Linked DNA regions of Mus musculus: region 1 is linked to region 2. A link is a loop called in an ENCODE intact Hi-C map of the cell type or tissue named here. Cell type or tissue: heart. All regions are shown on one strand.

Region 1 (8,000 bases), 320 kb before region 2:
AACTAACACAAGATGCCAAGGCATGTTTTGTAATTACTCAATTAAAAAAAATCTTTTTTTGTGTTCAACATAATTCTCTTTTGTAATATTTTAACTGATGTTCAGAGGGAAATAACCTCTTCCGGACATTCCACACGACTGATGACAGACACTTTCCTTTCCAACAGTTTCAATAACTGTGCAGTGTGATACGAGATAATTCATAGGTCAGCAATCTGACCTATGAATATGAATTAATTTGCCTTCACAGTACCTTACCCATTGGAACCTATGTAAACACACATGGTTCGTTTACTGATTCAAGTCAGGATATAATTTCTACACTTGTCTTGTTTCTTCTGTGTGTTTGATAGAAAGTTTATCATGAGTTGAGAGTCAAGTTGACCAGATAAATCTTATAAATTAGTGGCTCCACAGACTTGGGCAGACAGTTCTTTAGACTCCACAGCTACTCTGTAGCACCCGTAAAATACAGAAGACATTATACATGCCACAGTGCTTTTAACACCACCCTGACATACCCAGGAAGGCACCGTTAGCATTAGTGAATAGTTCCCCATCAACATCTTGCCCTTAAGTGAAGAAATGATACCTACCTGCCTTACCTGGCCCATGATTATAAAGTCCTTCAACATTTCTAAGCATGCCAAATGAATAAATGTCCCAATAGTGAAACTTTTAAGAATTTAACCACTCTTTTCTACTCTCAGATTAAACTGCCTTCATCTTTCACTGTACCAACTCACCCTCTACAGAGCTGAAGGCTCTTATTATCAACAGCGATGTATGCAACTTTGGTGCTGCAAACCTCTAAACTCGGGATGTGGGAATTGCTGGCAGGGAAGATCGGAAGTTCAAGGTCATCCTCAGCTATGTAATGAGTTTGAGGCCAGCCAGGGTTTTCACGACACCCTGCCTCAAGGATCAAACACAATAAGCAAGCAGACAACAGCAACTGGAGTTTAGTTACTTCTAGCAAAATTCAAGTTTTGCTTCCAGGTTTAAAGACCTCTTTGGGAAAAATAAATGAATAGCAATAAATAAAGTTTCAGTGTAGACTGTACAGTGAGGTTTTTTTTTTTAAAGCAGCAAACACTTGCCCATGTTTTGAGTTTAAAATGTCCGATTTTGTTCCTGCCTCTGTCTCTTTTATCTACCCATAACTTTTACACTTTCCAAATAAATTTACACTAACTTTCACATGTTACTTGAGTCTCCATTTACTTCTAATTCCTTCAATAGACTAAGGCTGGCTACTTTGCAAATAGTCTCTGACAGGCTTTAGAAAGAGGATGTCTGGATGTCAAAGACCTCACAAAATCGTCTGGAATGATGTCCTTCAAATGGTGGTTTCCTGTCGCAAGAAATGTCCTTGTCTCATGACACTGTCTTTAAGTTGCCTATATTTGTCACACCCTAGTTCTCCAAAGTTCCATTGGTCTCCAAACTGAGGCTCAAACTAAGAACTGTTCTTTGTGCTCTGTATTCTGAATCCCTTATGAGGCTAATCCCAGAGAAAGGTGCAAGTGTGGATGCCATAGGAGATGGAGCCACAGTCTTCAACTAAGTCCCAGAGGAAAGCACGGTGATGCCATGGGGGCTCTTTTCCAAATTCCAAGTTGCCACAGGTCCAGGAAAAAGTCACTCTGGAGTTCCTTGTTCCTTAGCCCTCAGTGGCCAGAGTCGGAACAGCATCTTTCCCACGCAGAAGGAAGCAACTAACCCACCGGGTACTCAGTGCAATTCTGGGAAACTTTAGGGCAGACATTGAAGGAGAAAAGAAACACATAACTGAAAGTTGGGGTGTTTTTAACACAATGGGTAGAACCTTGCCACCCACACACCATCCTCTCCCGGAAATGCCATTTCCTCTTCCAGGAAACAAAGGTGTGGAGAGTTCTGAGCAGCAGCTGGGTATCTGAAACAAGGGAGACAAACTCTGATAGAAAGAAACACTCTGCAGCCTGGGGAAGCAGAGTTGGTTCTGTACCATAAGGAGGCCAAACAGTTGACAGGTTCCCGCTGCACTTGACATAGACCAAGAATACAGTTCCATGCTTTTAAACATACTGTTAAGGCCAAAATAAAATCATTTTTCTGAGATACATGATAGAGTATTATTTCAGAAGATCCAGCTTTCAGGGTAAAGAACTTCTAACTATTGAACTCTGTAGTTATAGGATATCAGAATACCACAGGCCTTCCAAACCCAGAGGTTCTAAAGCGATGGAAACCAAATACTAAAATCAGTGCTGTAGGGATGAAGGTTGCATTCAATTATGTTTAAGAGGGATACTAAAGAGTACTCAAGGTTTGAATTCTGATTCTTTCTAATCACATAACAATATAATGTATAATAATGTAATGCTGATTATATTACATAATATTTCAAAACATTATTATTTTCATGTGTCAAGTGGGGATGATAATAATGGTTATGATGTTAGCTACTTCATTAGATTATGAAGGTAGAATGAACAATGTATGTAATTCTTCCCACCACAGGCCTACTATGTATAAGTATTTACTATGTTGCCAACATCCTGTCATTTGTATATAACCTTTTAAAAGCAATTGAAGCCTGATTTACAGAAACAGGCTGTGGATGGTCAGTAGTAGAGTCTCTACAATGTGTTTTAAATAATTAATCAGAGGACATATGAAGGTCCCTAAGCCCCTGCATATATTTAATCTCCTAAAATACTCAGTGGGAAACATAGTCATGGAGAATATGTTTCCTGACTTAAGGCATAGCTGTGTGATCACTCTGTCATTTCTCCCCAACCCAGTAGGATCTACTGAAGACTGGCTGGAGAAGCCAGTCCTTTCATCTTTGAACAAGAGGATCCTTAGCAGTCACAGACTGGGGCAGAAGTGGGGACCATCACTCCAGCCCTTTGACCTTGTTCCCAGGCATGACACACTTTTCTGCCAAATGTAATAGCCAAAATATAATGGAGGCCTACTATGTGCCAGACTTTGATGTCCTGAGGTCATCATACTTCAGGGCTGGAAGCACAGCCTCTGTATTGTAAGATCCTGACTTGTGGGCTAGTTCAGTGCTTATGTATCAACAAATGGCAAAGTGGATTAATTTTGGCCAAATATTTTTGTAACCTTTAAAACTCTGTGCATTGGTTTTGATGGTTCATATACATTATAGGGAAGTATCGCCATTTGTGGCTTCTTAACACAGCCCCAAGTATCAGTTGATCAAGTCACCAAGCACTTCCATGTCTCAGTGTCATCTGTAGAGTCACATTAGAAGCTGAAACTCTCCGTACCTGTGGCCATTTAAAGATGATGTATGTCAGTAACCAGAAGCCTGCTGAGGAGAACATGGGGTAGGGTGGAGTATTTAAATAGTGTTACTATTTAAATTCTCATACTAATCTGGCCTTCCTGTACTGCACAACAAAAATGTAATTTTATTAAGTGCGCGAAAATCTACCACCCCTTGTTATAGAGACAATCATGAACATTAGCAGCATGGCATAAAAACTCTTAAAAAGACAAATACACCCTAGTGACGAAAAGTTGCTGCCGAAATGCTGTACAGTTTACAGCAGTTCAAAACATCAAAAATCATTCATAAGACTCCACCAAGAAGCCTCTATGCCACTACAGAGCTGTGTCCAAACACACTCGTAGGTAATTAAAAAGCAAACCAAAACAAAAGCAACTCGTAAGCCCTTTGTAATGCAAAATGGATTAAATAAAACACTTCTTTCTGCCGGCGACCTTAGCCCTTCCCACTGGCTGCTCATTTATGGTTTTTCAGCTAAGCAAGAAGAGACTGCTCTCGCGCCCCCCTTTCTGGCACTCAGGCGGCTGAGGCTCTGGCGTCCGTCCCGCTTCGCGCTGCCTGCGGCGTCGCTCCCCGCCCGGTGACTGCTTCATCCAGACCTCCTGCAGCCTCCGGGTCCCAGTCGCGGCAGAGCGACAAGTGGCCAGTGAGGCGTGAGGATGGAGGGTGGGGACAGAGCCAGCAGGAGGAAGGCCGAGAGCGCTCGCGGAACGCAACCAGGCGCGCGTCCCTGAGCCGGCGTGGCGAGCGCCCTCTGGCCGGTGCCGCCACCGGAGTACCCTTGGGTCGCCAGGCCCGCGCCAGTCCCCGCCATCCGAGCAACAGCGGCGCTGCTCTGGGACCGCGGCCGCGACACCAGGTAGGACCCAGGGTCCCAAGTTACCACCGAGGAGTGAGCAGACTGGAGGTGCCAAAGATCAGGGCCTGAAGGGCCACCCGAATGTCTCTTGCAAGTGTTCCAGGAAAGGGTAGGGGACTGTCAGGAGTAACAGGGGTGAGAACAAAATCGAGAAAAAGCAAACTTTGGGGCTCCTCCAGTCGTTGGTTTCTTGTGTGCTGGCGACCTTGACCAGTGGAAGCTGGGGTCAGGGACTGAGGGGCGCTTCCTTCTTCCTTTGCGTTTCCTTAGCACCCGAGGAAAGGCAGGCTAGGAAAAAGGAAACAGTTGCAACTTTATGTGTTCTCCACAAAACAAAAACAAAAACAAAACCATAGACTTGTAAGGAGTGTTTTCTGTCCTAGGAGACCTGTCCATGGAGAACACCTAGTTTTCTGGGAATTTGCTGCAGCGCTTGATTCGGGTTTTTGTTTGTTTTGTTTTGTTTTTCAGGGGCTAGGTTGTATTTTAGGTGTTTGTTTGTTGTTTGATTTTAAAAGTTGAGGTATTCACTTCCTTAGAACAAGATTATTTTCTAGCTTTGAGTGTCACATGTTAAGATGCATTTTGTTATATGCAACCTCTTTGTTCCACTGGAGTTTTAAGAGCTGGCATTATCAAAGTACCACGGGTGACTTTAATGACTCCATGTGGGCGTGGGAGAGAGGTCCAACGGCGGGCTGAACCTTAGTGATTCTGGTGTTCTCTGCAAGGGGAGCGTCACAGAGCTGCCCTGTCCTCTGGGCTGTCCTGCTACTATGTGGGCTGGCCATGGTGCTAATAAAAGATTATTCAGTGGTGACACAGCTGGGTATGTGTGGAGATGGGAGGGCGGAGGGCAGGGGTGGGGGTTGGGGGGGAGGGAGAAAGAGCTTGGGCTGTCAGTGGGAAAAATGGACCGTTTGTGCCCAAGCCCCAGTCCTTTAAGCTGCAGGTGCCTTTTGAGAACACAGACCTAGACTGGGGAATTGTGTGATGAACCTCAGACAAGATATGGGGGATCTGCCTTTGTCTTCTCAGCTCAGTTCATTTGTCCCTTTCATTTAGCAAAGGAAAAGTCTCGGGATTCAGGAGTCAAGGAAACAGAACTTAATGGCTCCGTGCATTTGTCCTGGAAGCCATGCCCACCACTGCTTCTTCCTCCCCAGGGCTTGTTTCCTTGCCTGAGTAGTCCTTTTCTAAGATCTTGAGTACCTCACCCCACCCACACCCCAACCTTGTGAAACATCATCTTCATCCCGCCGCACCCCCCACCCCCTTATCTTTGAGAATGTGTAAAATGGCAGGCTTAAATGAGGATGCTTGCTCTCTCTTTTTTTAAAAAAAAATGCTGTGTCTTGTGGGAAGAAGGGTGACATTTACTAATTTGGTTGCAAATTACTTTTGAAGTTTATGCACAGCTGTTTAAAATCCCCCAGAGATCAGTGCCATTGTCTGATGCAGGTGTCTACCACAGAAAGATCTTGTTAGGCTGTTTCTTTTGCTGATTGAGAGTGCATATATATGACGATTTAGCCTAGGAAGATCTGAAACCTGCACAGTTCCCTGCCAAGTTGAGCAATTCAATCTAAATGAAGGGGTTCTGTTTTAGTTTTTACAACTGTTGTATCGTCGTTTAATCCCCTTGGTGACTCTTACTGCCTGTCCCAAGGGTAACCTTTCTGGCATCAATAGTTTCTAATTCCAAGGCCCAGGATTGCTGTCTACACTTTGAAATGGCAGCAGCTTCTCAGGGAGATTCTTGTTGCCCGATGTTTGGTCAGGTTCACTTGTGCACTGCCTTGTGCTGTGGTGGCTCAGGGTGGCAGTGACTCCTGGACAAGCTCCCAACACCTGTTCTCCCACCAGTGCCCCCTCCCAGCAGGGCCTCTGCCTACACTGTGTAGCCACACAGCGCAGTCTCTATGACGGCTCTCTCCTCTCTTCCAAGGCTCCCAGGGATGCTGCTCATAGAGTCAAACCCAGCTTTTCTAGAATCTCAAATATCCTTCTCAACACCCTTCTACTTCCCGTGTTCACAGCAGGTCTTGGAAGCTCTCTGAAATGTGTTATTGCATGCAAATATGTAAAGACATACATATCCTTAAATATAGCCTGTTCAGTCAATATTTTTTAATAACCCAGAATCTAATTAGTGCTTTCTATATAACCATAGATATTTGGCCATCCACTGAAATGCACAATGTGGAGCCAGAAAAGTGAATTAAAAGGTGTGTCTTAGCAAGGCTTGAAACATCTTTCATCTCAACCTGCCAGATATTTGTATACAGTGATATTCTGATTGCTATATCATCTCTGCATATTCTTGGCAGGCAGTTGGGGGAGGGTTGAAAGTCTAAGGTCCCAGAAGTTGAAACAATCTCATCTGAGTTCAGAATCATGGATTTCTGCTCTGGGGTTAAATTGCCATTTATTTGATAAGTCCTTGTCTTGGGAGCACGTCCTTCTACAGGTTGCTAGATTGTGTTAGCTTTTGAATTAAGCTAATGGTATTGATGATAATCATAGCCAGAACAAACCAAAACAATAATGTTTGGGCTAGGGATGTGGGTAGCTCCATTGGTAGAGTTTCTACCTAGCATGCAGGAAGCCCTGGGTTCTGTCCTGAGCAGAGCAGAAACCAGCCGTGGTACTGCATGCATATAATCCCAGCACTCAGGAAAGGGAGAACAGGAACAAACTCATCCTTGGCTACATAGTGGGTTCAAGGCCATCCTGAGATACCAGACACCCCCTAAGAAAACAGACTAAACTAAAAGCACAAAGGATCATTACTATTTATGATTTATATGCTAATTATAATTATTGTCACATTTAATTTTCATAAAAGTCCTCATAAATTTGGTATTCTTATTCTCATTTTTTTTTCAGAAGAGGAAGCCAAGGCTTGAGAGAGCTAAGTCACTTGCCCAGCATTTAGAAGGCGTAAGAGGCAAATTTGCCTGGGCAGTAAGCCCTGCTGTAAACTATATGTCAGGTCACCTGACAGAAGTGTACGTAAAACTGACCATTGTAACCTCTTTAGAAGGATTGACTTAATTCTGTTTTATGGGTCTGAGTGTTTTGTCTGTGAGCATGTCTGTGCACCACATGCAGGCCAGAGTGGGTGGTAGATCACCTGGGACTGGAGTTACAGGTCGTGAGCTGCCACATGGGTGCTGGGATTGAACTAGCATCCTCTGGAAGAGCAGTAAATGCCATAATCAGGGAGCCATGTCTCCAGCCACCTTTCAGGCACGTTTAAGTGAAAGATTGGACAGCTTCATGTGATCGTCACTTTCATTCTTAAGCCGTTTTCTTTTGTGACTATGGGATATGTTTGTGTGCAGTGTAACACATGACGTGTGTCCGCGTGCCCTTTCTTACACATGCACAAGCCATCTTCAGCCATTCTCTGAGTTACTGCCTTGAGACAGGGTCTTTCACTGAACTTTAAAAAGCTCACTCTTTGGACTAGGGCTGGGTAGCCTTGTGAATTCTGGGGGTCTCCCTATCGCACCCTTAGCCTGCCGTGCTGAGGTTACAGGAAGGTGCAGATGTCCTCCGCTTTTTATATGGATCCTGGGGCTAGGGTCTCAGGCCCCCAAGCTTGTAGAGGAAGCTTCTTACTCATGGAGCTCTCTCTCTAAACTAGACCCATGGAGCTCTTACCATCTTACAAAACTATACACAAAACTTAACTCCTACATTCCCCACTCTGTCAGCCCCCGAGAGCCACACTTCCAGCTTGCTATCTTTGTTTAGGAACCTTCTGTGAGTGTGTTCATAAAAGGATGCATCTTTTATCGACTGGCTGTTTTCACTTAGCTGATTTCA
Region 2 (8,000 bases):
ATTCTCCTACTGGGGTGTGAGGGATGGGGTGGGCTGTGGAAGCCAGAGAATCAGAGGTTCAACCTCAGCTACACAGAAAGCTCAAGGCCAACCTTAGCTACGTGACCTGGTGCTAGGCAGCAGAATGGCAAATACTCATATAATATATGCACTCAGGAGGCTAAGGCAGGTAGATCTGAGGATGAGGCCAATCGAGCTGGGTAGTGTAAAGCCAGCCAGCGTTATATAACAAATACCACTTAAAACTAAACTAAACTAAATAGCAGTACAAATAAAATTAAAATGAATGTCAAAGCAGACCCAGAGAGTAACACTGGACAGGCCTGGGGCTGTGCCTGGCACCCGGATCTCTTCCCACACCCAGCTGATTCCAGCACCATGCGGCTATGAGGCACAGAAGAGGAGCACCACCTGCCACCTGCAGTTTAAGAACTCTTTTGCAAATGCAAACTGAGGATTTCCAATGAAAAGGACTTTGTTCACTCCTGGCATGTGGCAGCTGTTGAAGTGTCTCTCAGGGTGGCTCAGTTTGTACTTCTGGAAGAATATCAAAGCAGTCAGTCACAGAGAGGCCGAAGACTTGTCCTAATACTAGCTTGGTCTGATGGGCACCAGCATGCAGGCTGGCCTCTGCTTCCTTTTACAGAACCCAGCTTCAAAACAAAGGAAGCCACAGGATGGGAAGATTGCTCAGTCCATAGTAAAGTGTTTGCCTTTCAAGCATAACAACCTGAGTTGGGTCCTTAGAACCTACATAGAAGAGGGGGAGGAAGAAAAGAAGAGGAGGAGGAGGAGGGAGGGGAGAAGGAGGAGGAGGAGAAGCAGCAGCAGCTGGGGTTGGTGGTACAGACATGTAATTCCAGTGCTAGAGAGATGGAAACAGTTAGAAACTTGGGGTTCACTGGCAGCAAGCCAATCTAACCTACTCATTAACGTCCAGATCAGTGATAGGCCCTACCTCTAAGAAAAGGCCTACAGAGTTGGTGCTTTGGTAGAGCACCTGCCACCCGAGGACATGAGTTTGCATCTCCAGCACTCACCTAAATGCCAGGCACTGGGGGGGGGGGGGGGTATAGAAAAAGGCAGGTCCCCAGAGCTCACTGACCAGCCAAACTAGTTCCAGATTCATTAACAGACCCTGTCTAAGGGCAGGAGAGATGGCTGAGCAGTTAAGGGCACTTGTTGCTCTTCCAGGACTTGGGTCTGATTCTCAACACCCACTGTTACTGATCACAACCCGGTTACCCCAGGCACCAGGCACTAACATGCACGCAGGCAAAAGACCCATACTCATAAGGTAACTTATTAAAGTGAACAGTGAGTGCCCAAAGAACATGCAAGGTTCTCCTCTGGTACAGATACATACACACACACACACACACACACACAAAACCCAAGGCACCCCAGGCTTACTTTCGGACTCTCATGGCTTCCTCATTGTCAGGGCGGAAGAAGTTGTAAGAGCTGTACTGCTTCACAGCCTCACGCCGATACTCTCCCACATTGAACACTGGACAGGAAAGACAAGGGCCGTCAGGAACAAGAGGCTTCCCAGCCAATAGCTATCTGAATAGGGAATTTCCTATGGAAACAGTGTGGAATTCCCAGGCCAGGCGTGTCATCCCCAGGTGTCACTGTCAGGGAAACAGGCCCAGACCAAGGACAGCACTCATCATGCTTGCTGTACCAGCCAGCTGTCTTCTAGGAACCAGATCCCGACCTAAGCCTCCCAATGTCATCAACCAGAAACAAACGCTGAAGACCCCCAGAGTCTAGCAAAGAAAGTTACAATGTAGGAATATTGCAAAATAAGTTACAATGTTGCTCAGGTGTTAAAAGTCAAAATAAGTTACAATGTTGCTCAGTTGTTAAAAGTGACTGTCTAGCATGGCTGAAAGGCTGGGCTGGATGCCAGCACCAAAAACATTGGGCAGGGCAATGCATCCTTGTAATCCCAACACAGAAATATAGGCAGGGGGATTAGAAGTCCAGGAGCTGTATAGTTCATTCAAGCTATGGAACATTGTCTCGAAATCATAAATGTAAATAAATCCGCGGAGAGGTAGCTCAGCAGTTAAGAGCACTTGCTGCTCTGGCAGAAAGAGAACCAGGGTTCAGTTCCCAGCACAACTGTGACTCCAGTTTCAAGGGATCTGACTCCCTCTTCTGGCCATCTGGGGCATGAGGCACAAGTGTAGTACTCATACATATCTGCAGGCAAAATGTATATATAAAACTAAATAAATAAATGTTAGAATAACTAGAGACTTTTTGCCTATGGTATCCACGCGTGGGTCTCAGTGACCAGCCAGCCTTGGCCACTTGTTGAGCAAGCGATTCTAAAATTACCCCTACTATGTCTAAATTGGTTGTGTTCCTGCTGACAACACCATCATGGGGATGAAGTCACATTTAATAGTCACTGCTTATCACATGTAGATCTAGAGTCAAGCATCATTATTTAAAAAAGTTTCTTAGCACAACGAGGGATGCTAGATCCTATCCATTTGTTGGGAAGTGTCACCAATACTAAGCAGCATGAAGCTGCTGAGGAGAGCCACTAAAGGAAGGCTAGTTACATCTGATGGGACTTTCAAAGGAAAAGTCCCATGGAGAATGGGGTCACCAGAGGGAGCCTGATAAAGGGGAGGTGAACTGAGATAACTGGGAGGCAAGGTCAGACTCCATAACCTAGACAGGTGCTGGGAGTGGCCCTGCCTGAGAGTACCTGCTACTAGCCTTCAGACCTGGCTTACCTTTCGTTGGAACACCTATCCAGTTGAGGTAGCGAGTCAGCTTCTTGGAGATGTAAGTCTTACCCCGGGCTGGGAGCCCCACCATCACAATCACGGTTGGGGAGTTGGTCAGCTTCGGCCCACAGGCTGGAAAGATCAAGAAAGGGATCATTCATCAAACAGCAAAACTTAATGGTGTGAGTCCTATACCGAAAGACATATTTTGAAGTATAGGACCAAAATTGAGGATGGTGGCACATATCAGTAATCCCTGTCCTTAGGAGACAGACTCGGGAAGATTGAGTGTTCAAGGTGATCCTGTGCTACACAATTGAGTTCCAAGCCAGCTTGGGCTACGCATTTAGTTCCAGGCCAGCCTGGGCAACAATGGGCAACTGTCTCAAAGCAACACAAAAGAATAGCTCTAAAGTTATGATGTCATTCCACATGCCAAAGCCCCTGCTATCTGTCTGATGACCCAATGGGATTACCTCACCCCAACCCCACCTAATGGCCACTCCCTTTGGCCTGAGTTCAGTCTTACTTTTCAAGTAATATTGGCAATGGCAGTTTAATGGTAGTTCTGAAAGCAAATATACAATCAGGCAGGGAGGAACTGAGCCCCAGACAGGGTGTTCCAATCCCTAACAAAATGGTGGAAGAGCACTCATGGGGGTACAAAGATGGGACCCCAATGCCAGGAAGGGTAAAATTAGCGTTGGGGAGAGATGATTTCCCAATTAAACATGTAAATTGAACCAACAGGTAGGAAATAGACTTGAGTGAGACCCAGAAAAGAGGGAAGACATTTTCTAAACTGCACTGAGACTTTCTTTTCTAAATAAAAAATTAAATAGAGCTTATCGAGTAAAAGTAGGTCATGGACCCAGAATGCTGGGCCCCCTGGCTGGGCACCATGCCTCTGCCTTTCACGACCTTCCTAGCCAGCCCCCCCCCCCCCCCGCTCCATTCTGCTGCCAGGATCTGATGGATGCCAGGTTCAAAGGGATGCCTGAGGCTGCCAAGGTAATAGCCAGTCAGACGGTCCTAAGTAAGCTGGTCACTAAGTCCCAGGCAGGCTCCCAGAGATGTTCTTGCCTGTGATGAATGAGTGACCCGTATAGCCTTAGAATCACAATGAGACAAAGCATCAGGGACGTGGGTTTTTAGAAAGCAGCCAAAGGAATCCTGCTAGACAAACTAACGTTCCAACATTTCCTTGGCTGTGTCTTTGCCCCTGAGACTCTCGGGCGACTCCTGCATCCTGGTGACAAGTGAGCTCACAAGCCAAAGAGGCTGCCTGCCAGCTAAGAGCTCAGCTGGCCTTCTCCTGTCCCAGACAGGCTGCACAGCCTGCAGGAAAAGAGAGGAGAGTCGTACCAGCAATCTAGACAGATGTCAGATTTAGATAGAGGTCCATGGGAAGGCTAAGCATAGGGGGAGACCCAGCGTGGATCTTTCGCTTTAGATCTGCAGGCTAGGGTCTGTGTAGAAGCAGAGCTATGTGTTCTCCTTGACCATGGGGTCCTAGGTGACGAGTGTGAAGCTATCTAGACAAGAGAATTCATAAGCGAAAGACAGCCCTTAGAGACGTACCCAATGAATGCATTCCAGAGGCTCTGGAAAGAACAGGTTCCTAGAGGACAGAAGCTCCTGTCCCTCCAGCCAATGGGTCCCTTCTTCCTCCCTTATGACCCCACTGAGACATTGCTACTGAAAGCATCCAGAGCTGCCTGGAGACAGGCACCCTTATATGCTAGTGTGCATAGACTGCTTCTGTTGGAACTGAGTCAGGGACTCAGAGGTACAAGTTGACTGAGTTATCAGGTCAGGGATTATGTCGATCTACTAATCGTAGGAATAAATCCCGCTGGCAGTAGACACTTTGGAAGGGGGAAAAGACAATACTGTGGACTCAGCAGAGTTCTGCTAGATGTCAATGAAATAAACCTAGATCACTCCCTTAGTTGACAAAGCAAAAGCCATTCATCCTTACCACATGCTCAAAGCTGAGGAGCTCAGAGCAGCTGCCAAACGAAGCGTAGCTTTCCCTCACCCGGACATCCCAGCACGGTAAGATGAACGAATCTGTCCAGATAAATCTAGTATCGCTACCACAGACCGTTTTCAAACTCACAACCCAGCTCCAGGGTCTCCCTGGCCTCATCACCTATTGCAACCTGCCCTCGGGTTCTCTTCTTCATACACAGTTTTACCACTGAGAAAGAGTCATCAACCATGACCCCTCATCCTGCATCTCACAACTTCCCTGGATCCAGTCCCTAACTCTGCTATTTCTTCCTCCAACCAACTCAATATATTGAGTTCAACAAAGTTTTTTTTTCCCCTCTTCGGTTTTTCGAGACAGGGTTTCTCTGTATAGCCCTGGATGTCCTGGAGCTCACTGTGTAGACCAGGCTGGCCTCGAACTCAGAAATCCGCCTGCCTCTGCCTCCCAAGTGCCGGGATTAAAGGAGTGCACCACCACGCCCAGCTCAACAAAGAGTTTTTAAAGACAAACAAATAATGCCTCTTTTCCTTTTACATAAATATTTGGGTTTTTTAACCAGGTGGTTTTTTGTTTTGTTTTATTCTATTATTTAGCAGCAAATTTAGTTATCAACTTTAATGAGCATAAAGGAATACACAGATGTTCTGTTGGAATGTGTGTGATGCTTCATCTCCATTTGTCAATTTGGTTAGGCTTAGAATCACCATGGTAACACACCCCACAGTATCTATGAAAATGTTCCTGGATTGGGTTAGCTGAAGTGGGAAGGCCCACACTGTGGGTGGCACCATGCCATGGGTGTGGGTAAGCCTGAGTAAAGAGAAGGGAGTTGAGCAACAACATTCAAATCTTTCTGTTTCCTGACTGCAGATGCAGTCGGCTACCTAACACTCCTGTTACTACTGCTTTCCAGCCACAACAACTCCAACCCTCAAACTAGTCAAAATAAACACTTCCTCCCAGAAGTTGGTTTTGTCTCAGCAATGAGAAAAATAGCCAATCTAAGTGGAAAGAAGTCATTGTCTTAAGACCTCCACGCCCTTGGGAGATTCAGAATGAAAGTCCTGCCCAAAGCATGGTTCCCTAAGTAAGAGCCACAGAAAGCCACCAGGTCCGGAGAGCTGAGCCAGCACCTACAATGTCATCAGGCTTATATGCTCACATACTCATGAGCCCAGTGCTCTGGATGCCAGATGGAAAGGATGACAGGTGGACACACTTGAGGTCAGCATTATTGATGAGTACCACTGAACTCAGACCTGCTGCTTACTCACATACTAGTCCTACTGTCGTTAGTTCTTAATGCAATCTTGCTGCATGTGCCAGCATCCTGTAGGTAATTATACAGAAAGGAAACCCGACCAGCTGGTGAACTACAGGATAGCATGGCTGAAGAGCAAATTATGGGAAGAGAAAGCCTGACGCATGATTAAACCCCCAACTTCAACAGTACTCGTCTACCATAGCACTGTTGCGAGACAAACACGCTCCTGGGTCCTAACTTCAACTCTTCTTCCTCCATTAAGTGATTAATATCTTCAACAACATGTGGCCAAGTGCAGGTGTGGATACAGCTGACTTAAACATCCCACCACCTGATACCCACAACTTCTTTTCCGAAAATTTGCTTTGCTGTGGAAGATACCCCACACCTCATCCGTGCTCGGTTCCACCTGATGCTTTGCAAAACATCAACACTAGACAAGGATGCTAAGCCATCTTCATCATCCTTTTGTGCAAGCATGTGAGTTATGCTTCAACTACAAGTTCATGGGAAACACATGGAAGGAAGGAAGGAAGGAAGGAAGGAAGGAAGGAAGGAAGGAAGGAAGGAAGGAAGGAAGGATAGATACATTTAGGTCAGCTGTGGACCCTGAAGGGCTCCATCATCACTCCTGGGAACTGAGACTTTCCTCAGGAACCACCTCACTCTATCTCCATCAACCAAGGGCGAAACAAGACCTACCTTGACCTTATAGGTATACTACCACATGAAGATCTCTCGGAAAATGGGCTTAACCTGCCAGGCCCTCAGAACACAATGAATACCAGCAACAGAAGGCAACACACGCCACATGGTTGTTCAGTAGATGAAAGCATCATTGGATCCACCTGCAGCATCCTCCCAGTCTGATGGGATAATATAACAAGAGCTTGCCTCTGTAGAGTAGGCTTGGGATGTGTGGCACAGGGAGAATAGAGATAACAGATATATCTTTTAAAGACCCTCTCCTTCATGGTTACAATGTACATGGACTGCTTACCATGTACCTTTTGTCTCCTAATATCTAATTAATTTGATACCCAATGAATGGCCTTGAACTTTAGGACCTCATATCTCTGCCACACACTGTGACAGGGTATCTTATTGATAACTGTGGGAGGCAGTGCTCAACATGCAACTCAGTGAGTCCAGGACAGAGTTTAAAGCCAGGCCTCACCACCCCCTTGGATCTGGGACATCTTCAGCTCTTCATGTCTTCCTTTCCTTTCCTGGACAAAGGCAGAGTTTAAGACACTGATTGTGACAATGAACTGCACAGAGCTCTCATGGAATGAATGTTCTAGCTATGCCCAGCTGGGCATAGGCAGGTTAGAACTTTGTAAGCCTTTAAATTCCATACCCACCTTCCTTCATGTAAATTCTATCCTAAATCATAATCCAAGATGAACTGGCATCTTATTCCCATGTTATTGAGGGACAATAGCAAAGGTGAAAGCTAGTAAGATGGCTTTGTGGGTTAAAGTGCTTGCCTTACAAGCCTGAGGACTTATGTTCAATCGCTAGAGGCCACTTAAGGATATTAGAGAGTCAACTCCATAGAGCTGTCCTCTAAACAGCTCTGCTCCACAGAAACTCCATGGCATGTGCCACCCTCCCCCCTGCCCCCCATAATAATGAGTAAATACTTTTTAAGATAATTTTTTGATAGCTGCTGTTTAAGGCAACTCTGCACCGGGCAGTCAGACTATCCCTTGGAACTCTGAGGAAACTGTGACAACTCCCAACTAAGTCTCAGGCTATAGATTTTCAGTGCAGGCAACAGGAAAGCCAGTTTGAGTTAAGCTCATTTGCAAATACAGTAATGTCTCTCTAAATTGTGGCTTAAACTGATGGGCACTTCCAGTTTTGGAAGAAACATTTATCACAATGTCGGTAAAGAAACTTGACACTCAATTTCTGCACTCCTCAGACAAACATATCATCCTGCAGTCCTTTTGTTTTTTAATTTCAAGACAGGCTATAGAGGCCA

The links. A loop is a pair of places that touch in the nucleus more often than their neighbours do. Peaks named below come from ENCODE experiments on the same cell type or tissue, not always from the same donor. Only the 100,000 strongest peaks of a DNase experiment are listed, where the experiment ranks them.
Region 1: it touches region 2 in a loop (1.9-fold over the local background); 2 of 42 quality-filtered maps call a loop at or near these places.

Annotation. Positions count from the first base shown.
Region 1 is chr2:11,168,295-11,176,294 of GRCm38, forward strand. Prkcq (protein kinase C, theta) reads left to right here and starts at 4,088. Exons shown (of 18, transcript NM_008859.2): 1 at 4,088-4,166. In heart, a CTCF peak has its summit at 4,058; a DNase peak (open chromatin) is centred at 3,997; H3K4me3 peaks cover 1,241 bases; H3K27ac peaks cover 611 bases; H3K27me3 peaks cover 2,531 bases.
Region 2 is chr2:11,491,147-11,499,146 of GRCm38, forward strand. It overlaps Pfkfb3 (6-phosphofructo-2-kinase/fructose-2,6-biphosphatase 3), which reads right to left. Exons shown (of 18, transcript NM_001177753.1): 2 at 2,757-2,882; 3 at 1,414-1,510. Among named protein-coding and RNA genes, the nearest start is that of Gm52500, 6.9 kb to the right of the region's middle. In heart, no CTCF peak of the experiment used is centred here; DNase peaks (open chromatin) are centred at 4,015, 5,685 and 5,815.